Regions from separate parts of the Homo sapiens genome. Here region 2 is linked to region 1. Evidence: chromatin loops called from intact Hi-C (ENCODE). Cell type or tissue: psoas muscle. All regions are shown on one strand. Each heading gives the region's core, and the rest is flanking DNA. Links, peaks and the distances in the headings are about the cores only.

Region 1 (6,543 bases), core at 2,010-4,509:
AGCCTGGCCATGGTTTCCACTGCTGTGAGTAACAACAGCTTTCGGCTTCCTTTCTAAAGCATCAGGAACCAAGCTTCTGACGGCATTGAGAGCACCACGAATCTGAAAAAGAGGGATGGTGAATTCACATATTTGATTAAAACATTGTTTTGGAAAGCAAGGAGCTTTTCTAGATTTTCTATCCTTAACATGCACATCCAATCTGTCACCAAATCTTATCGATTTACCTCTTAAATATCTCATGTGCATCTTTATTTTTTATTTTTTTGAGATGGAGTCTCCGTTATCCCGGCTGGAGTGCAGTGCCACGATCTCGGCTTACTGCAACGTCCGCCTCCCCACACTGCGTCTACCCCCAGGGCCGGGTTCAAGTGATTTTCCTGCCTCAGCCTCCCAAGTAGCTGGGATTATAGGCACCTGCCACCATGCCCGGCTAAATTTTTTTTTTTTATTTTTTTAGACCTAGTCTCGCTCTGTTGTAGCCCGGGCTGCAGTGCAGTGGCGCGATCTCGGCTCACTGCAAGCTCCGCCTCCCGGGTTCACGCCATTCTCCTGCCTCAGCTTCTCGAGTAGCCGGGTCTGCAGGCGCCCGCCACCACGCCCGGCTAATTTTTTTGTATTTTTAGTAGCGACGGGGTTTCCCCGTGTTAGCCAGGATGGTCTCGATCTTTTGACCTCGTTATCCGCCTGCCTCAGCCTCCCAAAGTGCTGGGATTACAGGCGTGAGCCACCGCACCCGGCCTTTTTTTTTTTTTTTTTTTTTTCCCCCGAGATGGAGTCTTCCTCTATCACCCATGGTGGAGTGCAATGGCGTGATCTCAACTCACTGCAACCTCTGCCTTCTGGGTTCAAGCAATTCTCCTGCCTCAGCCTCCCAAGCAGCTGGGATTACAGGTGCCTGGCACCAAGTCCCGCTCATTTTGTATTTTTAGTAGAAAGTGTTTCACCAAGGCTGGGTGCGGTGACTCATGCCAGTAATCCCAGCACTTTGGGAGGCAGAGGCGGGCGGATCACAAGGTCAGATCAAGAACATCCTGGCTAACACGGTGAAACCCTGTCTCTACTAAAAATTCAAAAAAAAAAAAAAAAAAATTAGCTGGGCGTGGTGGCAGGCGCCTGTAGTCCCAGGTAATCGGGTGGCTGAGGCAGGAGAATGGCGTGAACCTGGGAGGTGGAGCTTACAGTGAGCCGAGATCGTGCCACTGCACTCCAGCCTGGGGGACAGAGTGAGACTCCGTCTCAAAACAAAACAAAACAAAACAAAAAAGCGTTTCATCATGTTGGTCAGGCTGGTGTCGAACTCCTGACCTCAGGTGATCCACCTGCCTCAGCCTCCCAAAGTGCTGGGATTACAAGTGTGAACCACTGCGCCTGTCATATATTTGTATTTTTTGTAGACAGAGTTTTGCCGTGTGGCCCAGGCTTAGATCTTTTATATTGATAATGTATCCATGTGTAGCAAGTTGATACAGTGAATGCTTAAACTTGGGTCATATACAGAGTGATAACACTTTCCAATTTGCCTGCAACAGTTCAGGTGTCTGTTTAGATATTTCAGGTTGCTTCTTTCAGTCCCAAACATGTCCTAGTTTGGATAATAAATTATGTCTTAGTTTGGACAGTAAGTGATGGTATATATAATAAAGTCATGCTTTGCTTAAGGATGGGGATATGTTTCGAGAAATGCATGATTTGGCAATTTCATCATCTTGCATGCACCATAGAGTGTACTTATACAAATCCAGCTGTTACAGCCTATTACTCCTAGGCTGCAAACCCTGTATAGCATGTTACTGTACTGAATACTGTAGGCAGCTATAACACAATGAGAAGTATTTCTGTATCTAAACACAGAAATCGTACAGTAAATGTGTGGTATAACCTTATGGGACCAAGGACCACCATCATATAGGTGGTCTGTCATTGACTGAAACGTTATGTGGCATATGACTGTATTTTATGTATATATTATATATATGCACATACATATATATAAAAATTACTCGGATAAGTTATATATATTATCCTAATTATAAGGATTTATGACTGTGTAAAAGTTGCTTATCAACACTATGATGCTAGGTAAAACAAGGACTTGAAAGGAAAATTTCTGTAACCTTTTTTCCAGCTGTATAAAGGCATTAATTTACTTCTGCCTATCTCATTGGGTGGTCAGGAGAATCAAACTGATATGTGAAAGGGTGTGAAAACATACATGATACACTGAGAAAAAGGATTGTTACCTTAAAAGATCCTGTTTTCTGGAAGAGTTCACATTTGAAGAAAAGATTGCGCCCTGTTAGTTGATTCAAAATGGAGCTTGTTAGCACTGGTGTGAGGTGGATAGAATCTCGAATGTTGATATGAGCTTTTTCAACATCAGCAAAGGAGATGCAATACTGAGCACACATGGTTCTGAAACCCAGGAATAAGAAAGGGGTCAAAGCAAAGTCTGAGACAGTATGTTTATTGAAGAGATTTTGAAAATACGTAACAGAATAGACCTGGGGCCTGTGGTGTCATGTGGAAATTCTCCATTATTGGAGTGTCAGAATTTCCCTAAAAGAGAGTTGACTTAAAAGCTGAACGAAGTTTTTCTGGTGAAGCTTTGAGGGAAGTAACTGATGGTGATTACAGAAGGCTAAAGCCCACTCCCCACCCACACCACCCATCTCTTGGCACTGTTGGCACTGCCACTGGTCTCCATCTTCCTTTTTTTTTTTTTTTTTTTGAGACGGAGTCTCGCTCTGTAGCCCAGGCTGGAGTGCAGTGGCACAATCTCGGCTCACTGCAACCTCCGCCTCCCGGGTCAAGCAATTCTCCTGCCTCAGCCTCCCGAGTAGCTGGGATTACAGGAATGTGCCATCGTGCCCAGCTAATTTTTATATTTTTAGTAGACACGGGGTTTCACCATGTTGTCCAGGCTGGTCTTGAACTTCTGACCTCGTGATCCGCCTGCCTCGGCCTCCCAAAGTGCTGGGATTACAGGTGTAAGCCACCGTGCCCAGCTCCACCTTTCTTTTAATCATCGTTGTGAAGCTACTTGAATGAATTGGATTCAATTTTTATATTATTTTTAATTTATAAATTTAAATTTTTAATTTTTAATAAAAATTTAACAAATTATTTGATAAAGAAAAAATAGCTAGACTATTCCATTTAAATAACTATGTTCATTTTCTTTATTTCCCTCTGCATTTTCTTTTTTTTTGTTTTTTGAGATGGTGTTTCACTCCTGTTGTCCCGGCTGGAGTGCACTGGTGCAGTCCTGGCTCACCACAACCTCCACATCCCAGGTTCAAGCGATTCTCCTGCTTCAGCCTCCCGAGTAGCTGAGATTACAGGCATGCACCACCATGCCCAGCTAATTTTTTTTTTTTTTTTTTTTTGAGACAGAGTCTCGCTCTGTCACCCAGGCTGGAGTGCAGTGGCGCGATCTCGGCTCACTGCAAGCTCCGCCTCCCGGGTTCACGCCATTCTCCTGCCTCAGCCTCCCTGGTAGCTGGGACTACAGGCACCTGCCACCATGCCTGGCTAATTTTTTGTATTTTTAGTAAAGACGGGGTTTCACCGTGTTAGCCAGGATAGTCTCAATCTCCTGACCTCGTGATCCGCCTGCCTCGGCCTCCCAAAGTGCTGGGATTACAGGCGTGAGCCACCAAACCCGGCCAATTTTGTATTTTTAATAGAGACGGGGTTTCTCCATGTTGTGCAGGCTGGTCTCGAACTCCCGACCTCAGGTGATCCGCCTGCCTCAGACTCCCAAAGTGCTGGGATTATAGGCGTGAGTCACTGCGCCCGGCTCCTTCTGCATTCTCAATATACATTATGTAACAGTTAAAGCAAACATTTTATTTGCTCCTACATTTGACTCAGTTTCTTTACAATTTTCATAATTTTCAATAACTACATTAAGCTTCCACTTTCCACTGTGTCTATTGTAGCAGTTAAATATGAAGTTTCTCTATTTTTCCTTATTACAAAAGAATCTATATTCATTAGAAAACTGAGTTAATCTGAAAATACAGAGATACAAAAAGAACATGAAAATAGCCACGAAACCTTCCTACCTAAAGACAGTTGCTATCCAGTGGTTTACCTTTCCAGGCCCAACTACATATGCAGACAAAACTCTTTGGTAGGTTTGGTAACTTCTTTTTTTGTCAGACAGTATTATGAATATCAATGAATCTCATAGGTGAGTACATTTATCAACATTTTTTTTTTGTTGTTTTTTTGAGATGGAGTTTCACTGTCACCCAGACTGAAGTGCAGTGGCATGACTGTGGCTCACTGCAACCTCTGCCTCCTGGGTTCAAGCAATTCTCCTGCCTCAACCTCCTGAGTTGCTGGCATTACAGGCGCCCACCACCACACCCAGCTAATTTTTATATTTTTCGTAGAGGCGGGGTTTCACCATGTTGGCCAGGCTGGTCTTGAACTCCTGATCTTAGGTGATCCGCCCGCCTCGGCCTCCCAAAGTGCTGGTATTACAGGCGTGAGCCACCACGCCCGGCCCATTTATCCAACTTTTTTTTTTTTTTTGAGAGAGTCTTGCTCTGCCGCCAGGCTGGAGTGCGGTGGCGCCATCTCAGCTCACTGCAACCTCTGCCTCCCAGGTTCAAGCGATTCTCCTGCCCTAGCCTCCCTAGTAGCTGGGATTACAGGCGCCTGCCACCACACCCAGCTAATTTTTTTATTTTTAGTGGAGACAGGGTTTCACCATGTTGGCCAGGCTAGTCTCGAACTCCTGACTTCAGGCAATCCACCTGGCTCAGCCTCCCAAAGTGCTGGGATTACAGGCGTGAGCCACTGCGCCCGGCTTTATCCAACTTTTAAAATGACTTAATAGTACTTCTTTTACAAAAATACAATAATTTAGCTGGGGGCAGTGACACACACTGGTAGTCCCGGCTACTTGGGAGGCTAAGGCGGGAGGCTTGCTTGAGCCCGGGAGTGTGTTATTATCACGTCTATGAATAGCCACTGTACTGTGGCCTGGGCAACATAAGCAGGACCCTATCTCTTGAAAAAGAAAAAATAATAATTTTAAGTTTACATAGCTCAAATGAACATTTGGATTTCCTTTTGTTGTTGTTGGCTGTAAGAATGATGTAATGAATAGCCTTGTTGCAAGATTTTTGTGTACCTCCGTCAGTCCTTAGGGTAGATTTCACCAAATGGTATTTTGTATCAAAAGGCATACATATTTCTAAGAAATCTGATACCCACTGCCAAACTGATCTCCAGAAGGGTCCTATATTACATCAATTTGTACTCCCAACAACAGTTTTGATGGAATGATGCCTCTTTTCCTTCATCCGTCCTATATCATTTTTATGTCAATTTAGTTATGTCTAGTAGTTGTTGTTTCTTTGAGACGGAGTCTTGCTCTGTTGCCCAGGCTGGAGTGCAGTGGTGGGATCTTGGCTCACTGCAACCTCCACCTCCCAGGTTCAAGTGATTCTCCTGCCTCAGCCTCCCGAGTAGCTGGGACTACCGGTGTGTGCCACCACGCCAGGCTAATTTTTTGTATTTTTAGTAGAGACAGGGTTTCACTGTGTTAGCCAGGATGGTCTCGATCTCCTGACTTCGTGATCCACCTGCCTCAGACTCCCAAAGTGCTGAGATTACAGGTGTGAGCCACTGTGCCTGGCAATGTCTAGTAGTTTTAATTTACATTAATTACTAGTGATTGAACATTTTTTTGTGTATCTTGGCCACTTGTTCTTTTCTCAGTCTTTTTTTTTTTTTTTTAGATAAGGTCTCACTCTGTTGTCCAGGCTGGTGTACAGTGGCTCAATTATGGCTCCCTGCAGCTTCAAACTCTTGAGCTCAAGTGATCTTCCCGCCTCAGCCTCCCAAGTACCTGGGACTATGACTGTGCACCACCATACCCAGCTAATTTTTTAAATTTTTATTTTAGTAGAGAGGAAGTCTTGCTGTGTTGCCCAGGCTGGTCTCAAACCCCTGAGCTCAAGTGATCCTTCCGCCTTGGCCTTCCAAAGTGCTGGGATTACAGGCATGAGGCACCACACCCAGCCTTCTTAACACACCATTTACTGACAGAATCCTTTTCCTCTGAAATGCTCTATTTATCAAAAATTAAATTTCTATGAATGGTTGGGGCTATTGTATTTTGTTCCATTGGCCAGACTGCCAATGTCTTTTCCTATTATATACTGTATTAATAAATTCTCCCTTGATTGCTCTAAAATTCATTGGCTTTTCTCACATATCAATTCTTTCAGGTGAACTAGAATTACTTTATCAAAGTTGCCAGAAATTCCATTGTAAAGATGTATAAATGAATTGGAGGCATTATTTATTTACTGAGACGGGGTCTCTTGTCGTCCAGGCTGGAGTGCATTGGCATGATCTCAGCTCACTGCAACCTCTGCCTCCCAGGCTCAGGCAATCCTCTCACCTCAGCCTCCTGAGTAGCTGGGACCACAGGTGCACTGTGCCACCACAAATACAAAAAACGTCTGTATTTTTTGTAGAGACAAGGTTTTGCCATGTTGCCCAGGCTGGTCTTGACCT
Region 2 (6,543 bases), core at 1,271-3,770, 640 kb after region 1:
TTACCTTACTCTGGTTTCCATTAGAGTAACTCTTAGCTATAACATTTTTCTTGCATTCCGACCTTCATATCTCTAAATGTGCGGCATTTGCATGCGCAGAATGTTTTCTGTTTTTTAGTTAAGTCTGTTAAGGATACGTTCTGTTATGTTTTAGAACTATTGCATTACGGTTGAGTTTCCTTTATCCAAAATGCTTGGGACCAGAAATGTTTTGGATTTCAGATTTTCTTTTTTAATATTTTCATTATTTTTATTAGAGACAGGGTCTCACTGTCACTTAGGCTGAAGGGCAGTGGCGCTATCATAGCTCACTGCAGCTCAAGTGATCCTCACACCTCAGCCTCCCAAGTATCTGGGACCACAGGTGCATACGCCACCATGCCTGGCTAATTTTTAATTTTTTTTTTTTTTTTTTTTTTTTTGAGATGGAGTCTTGCTCTGTCACCCAGGCTGCAGTGCAGTGGCGCAGTCTTGGCTCACCGCAAGCTCCGCCTCCCAGGTTCACGCCATTCTCCTGCCTCAGCCTCCTGAGTAGCTGGGACTACAGGCGCCTGCCACCACGCCCGGCTAAGTTTTTGTATTTTTGGTAGAGAAGGGGTTTCACCGTGTTAGCCAGGATGGTCTCGAACTCCTGACCTTGTGATCCGCCTGCCTCAGCCTCCCAAAGTACTGGGATTACAGGCGTGAGCCACCACACCCGGCCTGATTTTTAAATTTTTTGTAGAGCTGGGATCTCACTCTCTTGTCCAGGCTGGTCTCAGACTCTGGATTCAAGCAGTCCTCCTGCCTTAGCCTCTCTAATGCTGGATTATAGGTGTGAGTCACCGTGCCCAGCCTTGAAATATTTTCATTATACTTACAGGTTCAGCATCCCTAATCCAAAATTTGAAATGCCCCAATGAGCATTTCCTTTGAGCGTCATGTTGGTGCTCAGAATGTTGGGACTCAGAAAGTTTCAGCTTTTTGTGAGCATTTTGGGTTTTAGATTAACCTGTATGTGGGAATCTGTGAGAGCACTAGAGTTAGTGATTGCTCTAGCCCAGTCTGGAAGTGGAAGAGGAAAGGATTCCTGAAAGAAGTAGCATGTGATGAGACAGGTGAGGGAGAGCATTCCTTTAGCCAGAAGTGTGGCGATGTAACTAGCTTGTGTACATGGGACCATGGAAAGTTCAAGGTTTGCTGGAGTAAATTGTGGAATTGGGAATGTTAAGAGATGAGGCTGGATAAATAGTGGAGAGCCATATCATGGAGGGCATCGCACACCTTAGGAAGAATCATATAAGGGTCTTAAGCACAGAGTGACTTTGTCAGATGTGTTTTTCTTCTTTTTTTTTTTTGGCTTCCCACACTACAGATGCAGACTTTGTCAAATTTCTGTGTTAGATGATTCACTCTTGCAGCTGTGAGAAAGATGGACCTGAAAGGATAGGATGGGAGACCAGGTTTGGGGACCACTGAAGAAGTCCAGATAAAAATGATGAGAGCAGGCCAGGCGCGGGGGCTCACGCCTGTAATCCCAGCACTTTGGGAGGCCCAGGCAGGTGGATCACCTGAGGTCAGGAGTTTGAGACCAGCCTGACCAACATGGGGAAACCCCATCTCTACTTAAAATATGAAAATTAGCCGGGCGTGGTGGTGCACACCTGTAATCCCAGCTACACAGGAGGCTGAGGCAGGAGAATCGCTGGAACCCGGGAGGCGGAGGTTGCAGTGAGCCGAGATCCCACCAGTGCACTCCAGCCTGGCAACAGGGTGAGACTCTGTCTCCAAAAAAATACATAAATCAATAAAAATGATGAGAGCACTGAAAGTAGAGGTAGGAAGAGGGGAACAGATTTGATAAGAAGTTAGCAGATAAAATCAGCAGAACTTTGTGGTCCTGGGATGCTCAAAGAAAAGTCAAAAATGATGTGCAGATTTTGGCATGGGTGACTAGGTGGGTGTTAGTGCCACCAACTGGAAGACCACATGAACAAGAACAGGTTTAGGATCGAAGATAAAGAAATCTAGTTTAGGATATATAAAGTTTGAAGTTCCTGAGAACATTCAGATGGAGATTTCCCCAGGTATTTATTTATACCTTATTTCTTCAGTTCCAAGATACATATTTAAGTACATATATACACATGTGTAGATTCCTGATTCCTTCTGCTCCCTTAGTGGTGCCTCTTTAATTGATGATCTGTTAGATTTGATTTAAAAAGTATGAGTGAGACATTCCAGGGAGAGAAATGAAACTAGAAAGGTAAGAGCAGTCAGGGATAGCTTAGAGGTTCCTAGGTGAGAAGCAATCTGAAGAAACATGGAGAACAGGTCTGGATTAAAGATGTAGATTTCGGAGCCTATCCACAAAAGGTCAAAAGCTCAAGAATGAGTGACATCACCCAGGGACAATGTGGAGTGAGAAGAGGAGAGGGAGGAATTTGGAAATGTGGGGAATACTAAGATGAAGTGTGGTCAGAACCTGTGGGAGGGTGCCGGGTCTTGGAACCAAGGCCTTCAGGAACACGTGTCCAGAATTGGGGTGATGCTGAGCAGTGTCAGTTGCCTAAGAGCATTTCAGTTAGATGAGGACTGAAAAGTATCCATTGGATTTGACAGTTAGGACGTCATTGGTGACCTTAGCAGGAGCTGTTACAGAAATAGTAGGGATGGAAGCCAGATGGCAGTGGGTGAGGCTTCATGGGAAGTGAGTGAGTGGAGACAGCAAGGACAATCTGTTTGTCAGTTGAAGAGAAGGAAGGACATCAGATGCCACCTAGAGGGAGCTGTAAGTCAGTGCAGGTGTTTTTGAATGACAGTGACTTGAGCGTGTTTTAATTAAGGAGCCCAGTAGCAGTTGAGTGTACAAGAGAAAAGTGTGGAATTGGCTGGACACAGTGGCTCACGCCCGTAATCCCAGCACTTTGGGAGGCCAAGGTGGGTGAATCACCAAGTCAGGAGTTCGAGACCAGCCTGGCCAACATGGTGAAACCCCGTCTCTACTAAAAATACAAAAATTAGCCAGGCGCGGTGGCGGGTGCCTGTAATCTCAGCTACTCGGGAGGCTGAGGCAGGAGAATTGCTTGAACCCGGGAGGTAGAGGTTGCAGTGAGCCAAGATCGTGCCACTGCACCCCAGCCTCGGCGACAGAGCAAGACTCCGTCTCGAAGAAAAGAAAAGTAGGTAATTGATGAGCAGAGGTGCAGAGGGTCTCCCTAGGGATAGAATAAAGAGCAAGCAGAGGAAAAATCCTCTGAACCTGACAGGAAAGAGGTCTGGAAAGATGTGGATATAGATGAGGTTAGTGGGAAGCTATAACAGGATTTTGAGTTTTTCAGCTTTTCTTGGGCTGCAGTTAGGGGAAAGAGTTGTGCATAGTGAATTTCATGGTATTAGGGTATGATGATTGCTGAAGAAACTGAGAGGGATTGGAAGGTGTGTTGGGAGCTCAGCTGGGTTTTGGGAAGACAACTCTGAGCATTTGTTTTTCCCAGAATCACCCAGCTACTCAGTGACAGGGATGCAGAAGGTGGATAGATTACACTGGTGATTAAGGAATAGAGCTCTGTTAGAAGACAGTTGTAGAGTGGTAAGGCATTGAATGCAAGGGAATCAAGAGTGCGGGACCCAGCCGGCCGCGGTGGCTCATACCTGTAATCCCAGCACTTTGGGAGGCCGAGGCGGGTGGATCACGAGTTCAGGAGATTGAGACCATCCTGGCTAACGCGGTGAAACCCCGTCTCTACTAAAAATACAAAAAATTAGCTGGATGTCGTGGCGGGCGCCTGTGGTCCCAGCTACTCAGGGGGGCTGATGCAGGAGAATGGCAGGAACCTGGGAGGCAGAGCTTGCAGTGAACCGAGATCGCGACACTGCACTCCAGCCTGGGTGACAGAGCAAGACTCTGTCTCAAAAAAAAAAAAAAAAAAAAAAAAAGAATGCTAGACCCCATTGAGATACTGGAAGAGGGGAGAGGAGAGAGAGCAGAAGAGGCCATTGGCCTGGGAAAGAATTGTAGGCATCAGGGAACTGGATATCAGAAGTTAGAGGCTGAGGAGTGGAGGAGTGTCTGAGAGGGTAAGGATGCAGTTGACTCTAGTGGTTAGAAGCACAGGCTCTGGAGTCAGATGGGGTTCACATCATATCTTTGTCATATTACTAGTTGGGATCTTGGGAATATTGCCCATGCTGGGCCTCAATTCCCTCATCTGTAAAATAGGGATACTGATAGGACCTAGGTCAGACGGCTTTTGTGAGAATTAAATGAAACGGGGTATTTAGTAAGCCATATTACTTGGTAAATTGCATGATAAAGCTGGGCATGGTGGCTTATGCCTGCAATCCCAGCACTTTTGGAAGCCGAGGTGGGAGGACTGCTTGAGCCCAGGAATTTGAGACCAGCTTAGGCAACATAGCAAGATCCTGTTTATATTTAAAAATAAATAAATAGGCCGGGTGCGGTGGCTCACGCCTGTAATCCCAGCACTTTGGGAGGCCGAGGTAGGTGGATCACGAGGTCAGGAGTTCAGGACCAGCCTGGCCAATATGGTGAAACCCCATCTCTACTAAAAATACAAAAATTAGCCAGGCGTGGTGGCACATGTCTGTAGTCCCAGCTACTCTGGAGACTGAAGCAGGAGAACCACTTGAGCCCCGGAGGTGGAGGTTGCGGTGAGCTGAGATTGCGCCACTGCACTCCAGCCTGGGTGACAAAGTGAGACTCCATCTCAAAAAAAAAAAAAAAAAAAAAAAGCTATGTCATGGGCAAGTTCTATAACTTGTTTTTTATGAAGACATAAGAGGTATAACATATATAAATTTCTTACCATGGTACCTAGTACACGTAGACCTGAGTAAATATTATTTTCCTTCTTGCCTCCCCTTATCCCCCAGGAATTTCTGCTATTTAGTAAAGGAACACTGGGCTCCTCAGGAATTTATGCCTCCTCCCCTTCAGGGATAGAGCACTGTTAACTACAACAGAAATACTGTGTTCCATTACACACATCAGCAATTCCAAGTGCAGTCCAAGAATTTACTAAACCTAATGGGAATCATCCACTTGCCTTTACCCCAGTATCTAGCCTATCCTGGCCCCTGGCCCTCCTTTTTTTTTTTGAGAGGGAGTCTTGCTCTATTGCCCAGGCTGGAGTGCAGTGGCACAATTTCAGCTCACTGCGACCCCCGCCTCCCGGGTTTAAGTAATTCTCCTGCCTCAGCCTCCTGAGTAGCTGGGATTACAGGTGCCTGCCACCATGCCCGGCTAATTTTTGTATTTTTAGTAGAGACAGGGTTTCACCATGTTGGTCAGGCTGGTCTCAAACTCCTGACCTCATGATCCAACCGCCTCGGCCTCCCAAAGTGCTGGGATTACAGGCATGAGCCACCGCACCCGGCCCCCCTCCTTTCTGTAGATCTGCCTGGTTGTCTCATCCTGTGGACATGCGAGATGCTCAGTCTAGCTTTCATAGTAGGGTTTGAGCTGTTATCTCACCTGCAGTCTTTTCTCCTTGCTTGTCTGAATACCATTTGCTCAAGGCAGATTACTATAGTAACTCCAGCCAACGCACTCTTTCACCTCAATAATTGTTCAGAAGACATTTTTTGCCTTAAAGTCTTGACTATATCATTTGGTATTTTGTGGTTTGCTATCTTGTTTTATTCAGCTTTTCAAAGAAACAGCTTTGGTTTCATTAATTTTTATCGTTTTTCTCTTTTTTGTTGCATTGATTTTTTTTTTTTTTGAGATGGGGTCTCTATGACCCAGGTTGGTGTGCAGTGTCGCAGTCTCAGCTCACTGTAACCTCTGCCTCCCAGGCTCAGGAGACCCTCCCACCTTAGCCTCCCAAGTAGCTGGGACCACAGGCACATGCCACCATGCCTGGCTGATTTTTCTTTGTATTTTGGATACAGACAGTTTCGCCATGTTGCCCAGGCTGGTCTTGAATTCCTGAGCTCAGGTAATCCACCCCCCTGGGCTCCCAAAGTGCTGGGATTGTAGGTGTGAGCCACCACGCCTGGCCTTGTTGCATTGATTTCTTCTCTTATCATTGCCATCCCTTTGCTAGTTTGTTAAGGTAAAAGGTTAGATTATCAATTTTGGACCTTTCTCTTTTTTTTTTTTTGAGACAGAGTCTCGCCCTGTCACTCAGGTTGGAGTGCAGTGGCGCGATCTCTGCTCACTGCAAGCTCCGTCTCCCGGGTTCACGCCATTCTCCTGCTTCAGCTCCCAAGTAGCTGGGACTACAGGTGCCCACCACCACACCCGGCTAATATTTTTTTTTGTATTTTTACTACGACGCGGTTTCACCGTGTTTGCGAGGATGGTCTCGATCTCCTGACCACCACCTGATCAGCTTGCCTCGGCCTCCCAAAGTGTTGGGATTATAGGTGTGAGCCACCGCACCTGGCCTGGACCTTTCTCTTTTTCTTTTTTTTTTTTTTTGAGATGGAGTCTCACTCTCTCACCCAGGCTGGAGTGCAGTGGCGCGATCTCAGCTCACTGCAACCTCCGCCCTCTGAGTTCAAGCGATTCTCCTGCCTCAGTCTCCCGAGTAGCTA

Evidence for each region. Hi-C counts contacts between places; a loop is a spot of excess contacts. Peaks named below come from ENCODE experiments on the same cell type or tissue, not always from the same donor. Only the 100,000 strongest peaks of a DNase experiment are listed, where the experiment ranks them.
Region 2: a loop joins it to region 1, with 4 times the contacts of the local background. A loop is called at or near these places in 1 of 110 quality-filtered maps.

What each region holds. Positions count from the first base shown.
Region 1 is chr17:2,311,429-2,317,971 of GRCh38, reverse strand. SRR (serine racemase) reads right to left here. Exons shown (of 8, transcript NM_021947.3): 2 at 2,244-2,415; 3 at 1-102. The coding sequence starts at 2,411. Among named protein-coding and RNA genes, the nearest start is that of SRR, 11 kb to the right of the region's middle. In psoas muscle, for the core only: no CTCF peak of the experiment used is centred there; no DNase peak of the experiment used is centred there.
Region 2 is chr17:1,665,730-1,672,272 of GRCh38, reverse strand. All of the region lies in intron 24 of PRPF8 (pre-mRNA processing factor 8), which reads left to right. Among named protein-coding and RNA genes, the nearest start is that of PRPF8, 16 kb to the left of the region's middle. In psoas muscle, for the core only: a CTCF peak has its summit at 2,760; DNase peaks (open chromatin) are centred at 2,512 and 2,972; H3K27ac peaks cover 2,401 bases.